Linked DNA regions of Homo sapiens: region 2 is linked to region 1. The links are chromatin loops, found by intact Hi-C in ENCODE. Cell type or tissue: ovary. All regions are shown on one strand. Each heading gives the region's core, and the rest is flanking DNA. Links, peaks and the distances in the headings are about the cores only.

Region 1 (4,586 bases), core at 336-4,335:
TTTTTTTTTTGAGACAGAGTCTCGCTCTGTCGCCCAGGCTGGAGTGCAGTGGCATGATCTCGCCTCACTGCAAGCTCCGCCTTCCGGGTTCACGCCATTCTCCTGCCTCAGCCTCCTGAGTAGCTGGGACTACAGGCGCCCACCACCACGCCCGGCTAATTTTTTGTATTTTTAGTAGAGACGGGGTTTCACCGTGTTAGCCAGGATGGTCTCAATCTCCTGACCTCGTGATCCACCTGCCTCGGCCTGTGGTGGCTTTTTATTAACAGTAAAAGTATCTCTTCCAGTTCTTCAAATGATTAGAAGCAGTTTTGCCCCAACAAATAGATTTCCAGCATTTTAAATTTGGTAGATGCAATGAGCTTATTATAGTTTTTAAAGTAGATACTATTTATAATATTAGCAATATGGAAAGGCAGTAGAGAAAGTAGTAAGTCTGTGTCTAATTAGATTGAACATCATCATCATTCCGATGCATGACTGCTAGGAGGAATACAATGCAAGTTAAAATAGAAGGGCTCCTTCCTTTCTGAAATGTAATTGCACATCTTCTGATAGTCTGGAATTCAAATTGGGTATTACCACACTGGCTTCTTAGCATAAATTCTTTGTATTTATTTAAGAAAGCTCTCTTCGGTGAGGTGATATGGAAATGAATTAAACCACTGAAGATAAAACTTTATCTTTGACTTGGTGAGGGAACTCCTAAAGGATAGTATTAATGTTTCTCATTAAAAGTAGTAAAGCTCAATTAGGTCAGATTATGAGGACTTTGGAAAGTCACATATTCTAAGAGAGACTTCCATTATCACTGCGCACTTTGTAGCATTAAGATTCCATTTGAACATTTGAGCTTTAGCATTTTTATAAAATCAGTTTAGTTCCATTTAAAATAAATTCCATAGTATTTCACTTTAGTGAGAATGTCTTCATAAAATTTATTAAGTGTCAAGTCTTGGTCTGTTTCCAGTGTAGTACATAATGTGGGAATTCTCATTCTAGGTTGGCATCGTAATTGGAAGGTGGGACACTTTCAGTATCAAGTAGGGCTTCTGATGTTTTTTCTGTTGAAGAAATATTTGTATTAGAATCTTACAAAAAGCCTTCAAACATAAACAAAATTACAAAAACAGTGATACTGTCAATAAGAAAAAAATCAAAATGATTTTTTTTTTTTTGGATACAGAGTCTTGCTCTGTTGCCCAGGCCGGAGTGCAGTGGCGCAATCTCGGCTCACTGCAGCTGCCGCCTCTCGGGTTCAAGCGATTCTCCTGCCTCAGCCTCCTGAGTAGTTGGGGATTACAGGCATGTGCCACCATGCCCGGCTAATTTTTGTATTTTTAGTAGAGACAGGGTTTCACCATGTTGGTCAGGCTGATAAGAATGATTTTTTTTTTTTTTTTTTGGAGATGGAGTCTTGCTATGTTGCCAGGCTGGAGTGCAGTGGCGCGATCTCGGCTCACTACAACCTCCGCCTCCCTGGTTCAAGCAATTCTCCTGCCTCAGCCTCTGGAGTAGCTAGACTACAGACGTGCACCACCACGCCCAGCTAATTTTTGTATTTTTAGTAGAAACGGGGTTTCACCATATTGGCCAGGATGGTCTCAATCTCTTGACCTAGTGATCCACCTGCCTCGGCCTCCCAAAGTGCTGGGATTACAGGCATGAGCCACTGTGTCTGGCCACAAAATGATTTTTAAAAGGAGTTCAGATGATCAGAAATGGGGTTGAAAGACAAACGTAGGACCCTTGTTATGTGTGGTCTTGGCTTATTCAGTTGTTTATTCTATTTCTCCTGCCCCTTTTAGAGAGATACGTTGTTAGGGTTTTTGGCACTGTTATTAATATGAAATATTTCTACAAATAGAAGATAAATGTACATCCTACAGCAGTTGCTTGAGTTGTTTACACACATGAATTAGATAAGTTTATTTTTAGATTTTCTTTTCTTCTGTTTTCTCCATTCTGTTTTCTCCTCTTCAGTCCCCTTAACCCTGCCCTAGAGCAGACCCTCCTCATCTGTTCTGGGACTTTTCCAATAGCCTGTACTTTATGAAGGACTATTCATTAGTCCATATTGTTCTTTGATGTGGCAGGCTTCCAGAAGTCTCTCAGCCCTAGGGGAATTGTTCATAGTCTCAGGCAACTCTGGATCTTTTTTGGCAGAAATGTGTATATTTTTTATCTGCTAATTATAGAGCCTGAATGTCCTCCTCTCTGTTGACCTTCTTAGTTTTCCTTTGAATTGGTATCCTTTGTGTTGCAGATGTCATCTTTCTTGAAGAGTGCTTGATTATGTGTATTTAACTGAAAATCGAATAAATCTCTAAATATTGTAAAATATGCTCTTCAAAATAACCTGCATTTTGGAATTGGTATGGATAAAGTCAGTTTTAGAATCACTAAAGTCAGACAGAAACCTATTGTAATGTGAAAGACGAGGTGGATCAAATACTTGCTGTTCCAGGGTCATGGAAGGAAAAAAATTGCAGTTCATGTTCTTCTTATAATTAAGCTTCAGAAGTTCTTCACAATAGCAGTGTCTGAGGACTGCTTTTGTGAGCAGGTAGTACCAGTTGTTGAGACATTGTTGAGAGAGCACATGAATTGTCTCAAACTAGTTAGTTGGGTCAAGGGAAAGATAAAATGAAGGGTGAATGAGTCTTTCTATTGTACTCTGAGGCATGACAGCGTGTTCCACTTTTGAGCTTTTATCAAGATGGGACTTGTCTAGACTTCTAATGAAATGGGCTTCAGGTAAAGTAGAAACATTATGTCAAGAGGATTTTTGGTTGTTCAAATGAATGTTAAACATTCTTTTAACTCTTTGGATCTTAGATAGATTTGATAGTTGTGATACCTTTACTGTATGTAACACATGATCCTGTCCTGAATGATCAGCAGCTTTCAGGAGTTACTCTTGTATTCCCAGCTACATTTGTGATACTTTCAGTGCTAAGAAAATCTATATTCTGTAGCTTTGAAGTTATTTAACAGTTAAGTACTATTTGCTGGTTTATTCTGATTTTGTCTTAAATGACAAATATTTTATTCATCCTTTCTCTTCAAACATTATTTAACAAATGTACGTTTTAATGTTTCTCAAAAATGAAGGTCTATATTCTTTTTATATGTTTTATCTTTGTATGTTATTTCTTTCATCTTTTTTTTTTTTTTTTTTTTTCTGAGACAGGGTCTCACTCTGTTACCCAGGCTGGAGTGCAGTGGTTTGATCATGGCTCACTGCAGCCTCGACCTCCCGGGCTCAAGTGATCCTTGATCCTCCCACCTCAGCCTCCTGAGTAACTGGGACTACAGGTGTGCACCACCTTGTCTGGCTAATTTTTTTTTTTCTTTTTTTTGAGACAGTCTTACTCTGTTGCCCAGGCTGGAGTGCAGCCGTGTAATCATGGTTCACTGCAGCCTTGACCTTCCCAGGCTCAAATGATCCATCCTCCCACCTCAGCCCCCCAAGTAGCTTGGACTACAGGCACACACCACTACACCCAGCTAATTTTTGTATTTTTTGTAGAGATAGGGTTTCGCCACGTTGCCCAGGCTGGTCTTGAACGCCTGAGCTCAAGCAGTTCACACACCTCGGCCTCCCAAAGTACTGGGGTTATAGGCGTGAGCCACCGTGCTCAGCCTTTTATTTTTAATATATAAGAAATGCCTTTTTTTTTTTTTTTTTTTTAATTTGAGATGGAGTCTTGCTGTCTTGCCCAGGCTGGAGTGTAGTGGCATGGTCTCGGCTCACTGCAACCTCCGCCTCCCAGGTTAAAGCAATTCTCCTGTCTTGGCCTCCCGAGTAGCTGGGATTACAGGCATGTGCCACCACTCCTGGCTAATTTTTTTGTATTTTTAGTAGAGACGGGGGTTTCACCATATTGGCCAGGCTGGTCTCGAACTCCTGACCTTGTGATCTGCCCACCTCGGCCTCCCAAAGTGCTGGGATTAGAGGCATGCCCCACCACGCCCAGCCCATTGTTTTATCATGACAGTAGCAATGTGTTTTAATTGTAAAATTCTTGACTTTTTGTTTTGTTTATAAACTTCCTTTTCTTGGCCCTGTGCCTTAAACTACAGTAGATTAGGTGAAACTGTTCTCTGATCACACTAGCATTTAAAATATGAACCTGAATCTTCTCAGGTACTTTGATCTCTCCAATCTATTAATGTTTCTGAGTACATAAACATCAATTAGCTCACCAAATTAAAGTTAGCAAATGCGTCAGCCATGTAATTTGCATGTGACATTTTGAGTTAGCAGGGCCAAGAGGGAAGTATGTTTTTGTGAGTGGGTGTGCTTATCTCTCTGTCTTCAGGTGGTGATGGAAAGTTGTACATGTAAGAGAAGGAGTTGTGGCAGTGGATATGTGAAATGCTAACTGTACATATGCCTCTGCTTGGGGCAGAAGCACTTTACCAGAGAAGTCTCCAACAGTTGCAAACTACATATTCTTTTTCCTTATATAAGTGAATCTTTTAATTAGTGTAATATTATGTAGAGTGTATGTTTTTTCTGTTTTTTTTTAATGAAAGGTGATATTTTGATAAATCTGCAAAATGAGCAATATAGACAACAT
Region 2 (4,586 bases), core at 263-4,262, 170 kb after region 1:
CTGCACCAGAAACCAGGAACAGATGAGCGTACAAACCAGTGAATTGCCATCTCCAAGCATGAGATAACTTGGTTAGAGTCATCAGATTTCCTGTGCTCAAAAGCTGCCATAAATCCCTGGCCTCGTGTCTGTTCCCAGGCTTGCAAACCCAGTGCCGTCGACTGATACAGACCTTTCAGCAGGATTTGCTGAGCTAAACAGGTGTCTGATGAAAAGTGTGTAATCCTCAAAGATTATCATCCCCTAAAAGCAGCTGGTGACCCCAAACTCACATAATCCAGAGAGATGGAAGTTGGGAGTGAGTAGCTTGCCAAAGTTTACACTTTGGTGTTTGAGGAGGTTCATATGGTTTGGTTTGGTTCCAGGTAGTGGAAGATGGAGGTGTGCAGGGGTGAGGGTGTCTGCCCCTGTCGGGGGAGATCCCTGTCCCTATCCATGCCCTTGCCTGAGAACATTATTCTACTATGGTCCATTTACACTCTTGAATACTCCTAGTTTAAAGGGAAGGAATTTTCATTTTCAATGAGCGTTAACATTACAGTTATTATGCTGGGAATTAAATTTAATTTGGGAATTTGGGTCTGCAAAAACATATCTTGACCTTGTCTAGATAGTTCCTTCCTTATCCTAATAGATCTGTCTACATGAGATAACTCTCTACCACTTTTATTTTCTCCCACTGGGAGAGAGTTAACCATTTCAAACTCAGGGCTAGTTAACATGAGATTTGATTCTTTTACTGCAAGTAGTTAAGCCTTAACAGAGGTGAGGCACACTCGGGTTCCATGCAGTACAGCTTAGAAATGCTTACTTTTTATAGACAGAAATCACATTGTTCTTCCTTTCCCTTTAAGCAGACATCTTGACAATCCTTTGAATTGATTATGTGGCCTGTATACTGAAAGTCAGATGTCACCTTCCCCAGGATAAGTACTTCCAGTAAAGCAAAAGAGGAAGCCAGCTTTTGCTACGATCAAGATAGTTGATGTGGATGAGGGGTTTATGGGCTACCCCGTTTTCAATTACAAGGCTCCCACTCACAGAGTAAGTGCTGTTGGCCAGCACCTCTGGCTCACAGACAAGTTCCAGGGAATAATTTCACCAGCGATTAATTATACTGCAGCTACTGGGATTTGTCCTCCAAACATCACTTTGTTTTCCATCTGAAACAGCCAGGTTTCTCCAGGGAGAGCTGAGGTTTTCTGATTGAAAGTATCCCGAGTTAAGGAGAAGTGTTAGAGCACCATGGGAATCTATTCACCAGGGGTGTACTGTACTTGTTTCAGATGCTTCAGGATAATACACCAGCTTCTAAGATAAGTGCTTTTTTTTTTTTTTTTTTTTTGAGATGGAGTTTCACTCTTGTTGCCCAGGCTGGAGTGCAATGGCATGATCTCGGCTCACTGCAACCTCTGCCTCCCGGATTCAAGTGATTCTCCTGCCTCAGCCTCCCGAGTAGCTGGGATTACAGGCGCACGCCACCATGCCCGGCTAGTTTTGTGTTTTTAGTAGAGATGGGGTTTCTCCATGTTGGTCAGGCTGGTCTCGAACTCCTGACCTCAGGTGATCTGCCCACCTCAGCCTCCCAAAGTGCTGGGATTACAGGCATGAGCCACCGCGCCCAGCCAAGATAAGTGTTTTTTATTTCCCTGCATCTTAGATCAATTATTTGGAATTTTTTTGGTAAGTTAAGAGCTGTAACTTAAACCACCACATCTCTATGATGTACTCAATAAGTGAAATGTTCTTACCAAAAATTTTTCTTCCAATGGGCTATATCATAATTATGTTGTGAAGAGCCTAGAAAAAAATAGAGGCCGGGCACAGTGGCTCACGCCTGTAATCCCAACACTTGAGGGACTGAGGTCAGGAGTTCGAGACCAGCCTGGGCAAAATGGTGAAACCCTGTCTCTACTAAAAATGCAAATCTTAGCCAGGCATGGCCACTGGCGCCTGTAATCCCAGCTACTCAGGAAGCTGAGGAAGGAGAATCGCTTGAGCCTGGGAAGCGGAGGTTGCATCGAGCCCATATCGCACCATTGCACTCCAGCCTAGGCAACAGAGCAAGTCTCTGTCTCAAAAAAAAAAAGTACAAAGAAACAAAAGGTGGCAAGAAATTCGTTTTTTAAAACATCGCATGTTATGAGGGTCAGAGTAGTGAAGTGCCACCAGCTGCAGCCTTCTGAGAGGAAGTGCTGCTGCTGGTTCAAATGGAATTCTGTCCTACATCCACCAAGCACGCCAGTGGAGTGGACATGACACACACTTTTCTTCTAAGCTGTACAGTTTAACATATTACAAGTGAGTTCATTTAACTAGTAAGGAATCAGAAATGTATCTTTGTTCATTTTGATCGTTTTGATGGATTCTGTTTTCTCTTACGTGAGTAGACTTTGTGGACTTCCAAATGGCTCCTGGCATAAGTGCCAGTTCCTGCTATTAGTTCCTTGAGGGTCTCATGAGTCAGAGAGGAGAGGGAAAAACCCACTGCAAGCCATGCAGGGGTCCCTTCGGATAGTGGCCTTGTGCAGTCTGCAGTGTCGGTGCACGTCATCCCTGCACACCCGCCTGCTGTGCTCTGGCTGGAGCTTGGGTTTGCAGTTGTCTTCTTTACAGCACCCAGGGAAGCATGGCCTCCTGGCAGGTGTTGGCCACTCCCTGCTTTCTCCTGGCCTTTGCAAGCACAGTGCAAGGGTGTTTGCTGAAAAAGACCACTGGGCTTTCAGTGTACCCACACCCATCAGGGCTGATCACCCTGCTGCCACCTCCCCAGGACTCTTCCGTGACTATCAGTCATAGCCTGAAGTCTGTGTCCAAGGGAGTGTCTCAGGAGACAGCCACTTAACATGGTAGGAGTAGCAGGTGCTAAAAGGTTTATGCCTAAATGCTCCCCATGGACCCCAAGTTGCCTGCTGGTTTGAGTGGCCTAACCCATTTAGGCTCAGGCCCTGACAGGGTGTGTGTGCACCACTTCGGGGTGTGAAAGCATGAACAGCTGCGGAAAGCGTGGGTTTTCTGATGCTGGCTGCTGCTGCCTTCCGGATTAGGGACTGTAGCGGGGAGACAGAACAAAGGAACACATGTGCTTCTGGGTAAGCTGGCCCATCATAGTGGGGGACATAAGGTATGGGGGGGCACATACCACCTTGGTATGAACACTTTGGTTGTACAGAATTCTTTCAGCAAGGCTGAGAGGAGTGGGGCTTTCTGTCCTTGACTGCTGGATTCAAATAAGCACCAGTAGAGGACCTGGGGACTTTCACACTCACTGCAGGGGACTTTCAATTGTGGGATCTCATGGACAAAAGGGAATGGTTCTATATCCACGGCTCTATGGTTCTCACCCCCCCAGGAGTACAAAGCTGGGACCCCCCAGCCTCCTGGGTACGTTTCTCAGCATGTGCCAAGCACTTTGGAGGCAGGTGACGGATGTGCCAATTATCTGTATTCTGAGGTGTGGGCTCCCTTCATACTCTGGCAACACAGAGACGTAGAGAGCTCTTCTTCGTGTTGACAGGACACAATATGGGCTGGCTTCGGCACAGTGGCCATCACTGTGTTAGCATTCCTGACACACTGCTATTGAAAGCCCCAATCTGCTGCCAAATTACATGTAGACAGTGGTTTCACTGTAAAATGTTGCGGTGCTTGTTTGCATTCAGTCAAATACTTTGCACTTAAACATGGGTTAAAGAGACAAATAAGTCAAAAGACCTTAGCAAAACCTGAAGTTAAATTTACGCCTATTCTTCATAATGGCATTCAGATTAAAGCCATCAAAATGCAAAATGCTGTGATTATACCCTTCGAGGGTTCAGGCTGGATTCTTGTTTTGTATTTCTGCATTACTGTATTTGCAGTGATTTTGAGATGCAGGAAAATGCATCAGAGGCATTGATTTCTTCTTTAACAAAAAATAACCCTAAAATTGAGAAAATTCTTGAGAATGCAGCCATTTTGGAAATGTAGATAAAGAAGAAAAATGCTGAAGATTTGGGTGGTTTATGGAGCCGTATGATTTTGTCATTGCTGCCACCTACTGTATGTGGTTGATGTTTGTTTAAACTTAGGAAGTTCATGAAGGTGAGGCTGTTGAAATAGATAATTAGAGCAAGGTAGACATCATTAGCTTATAGCATTTCTTTTCTACCCCATAAGTGGCTCTTAATTACTGAGACAGCCGCCAGCTTTCATTCATTACCTTCAAGTGGATTTAAAGGGCTGGTTTCTTTTTTTTTTTTTTTTTCCATTTTTAAAGTTCCTTTGCCAAGGAACCTTCACAGTAATGCTGTAAAATGCGTTCAAAAGCTTAAGATGCTGGGGGATTTTCTGAGCATACATGCAATAGGTTGTTTTAAGGAGTTTGTTTTGTTTTGTCTTAATTTGTAGGAGCAATATTCTGGGATTGGATTGTAAATTAATTTCTATGAAAGAGGTGAAAATGGAGCTAGTGGAGCTGATGGGAGTTGCAGCAGTTGACTTGAAAGACATTCTTTTATTAGTCCTAAAACAAAGCTTCAGATCAACCTGCTAGTTAAATGTAACAAGCAATATAGACTCTGAGTCAACAGAGGTCCTTCTCTTTT

The links. Peaks named below come from ENCODE experiments on the same cell type or tissue, not always from the same donor. Only the 100,000 strongest peaks of a DNase experiment are listed, where the experiment ranks them.
Region 2: a loop joins it to region 1, with 5 times the contacts of the local background. A loop is called at or near these places in 2 of 110 quality-filtered maps.

The regions. Positions count from the first base shown.
Region 1 is chr10:74,849,947-74,854,532 of GRCh38, forward strand. All of the region lies in intron 3 of KAT6B (lysine acetyltransferase 6B), which reads left to right. Among named protein-coding and RNA genes, the nearest start is that of KAT6B, 26 kb to the left of the region's middle. In ovary, for the core only: no CTCF peak of the experiment used is centred there; no DNase peak of the experiment used is centred there; H3K27ac peaks cover 1,235 bases.
Region 2 is chr10:75,015,536-75,020,121 of GRCh38, forward strand. All of the region lies in intron 13 of KAT6B (lysine acetyltransferase 6B), which reads left to right. Among named protein-coding and RNA genes, the nearest start is that of SNORD172, 3.9 kb to the right of the region's middle. RefSeq lists a silencer at 1,361-1,528. In ovary, for the core only: no CTCF peak of the experiment used is centred there; no DNase peak of the experiment used is centred there.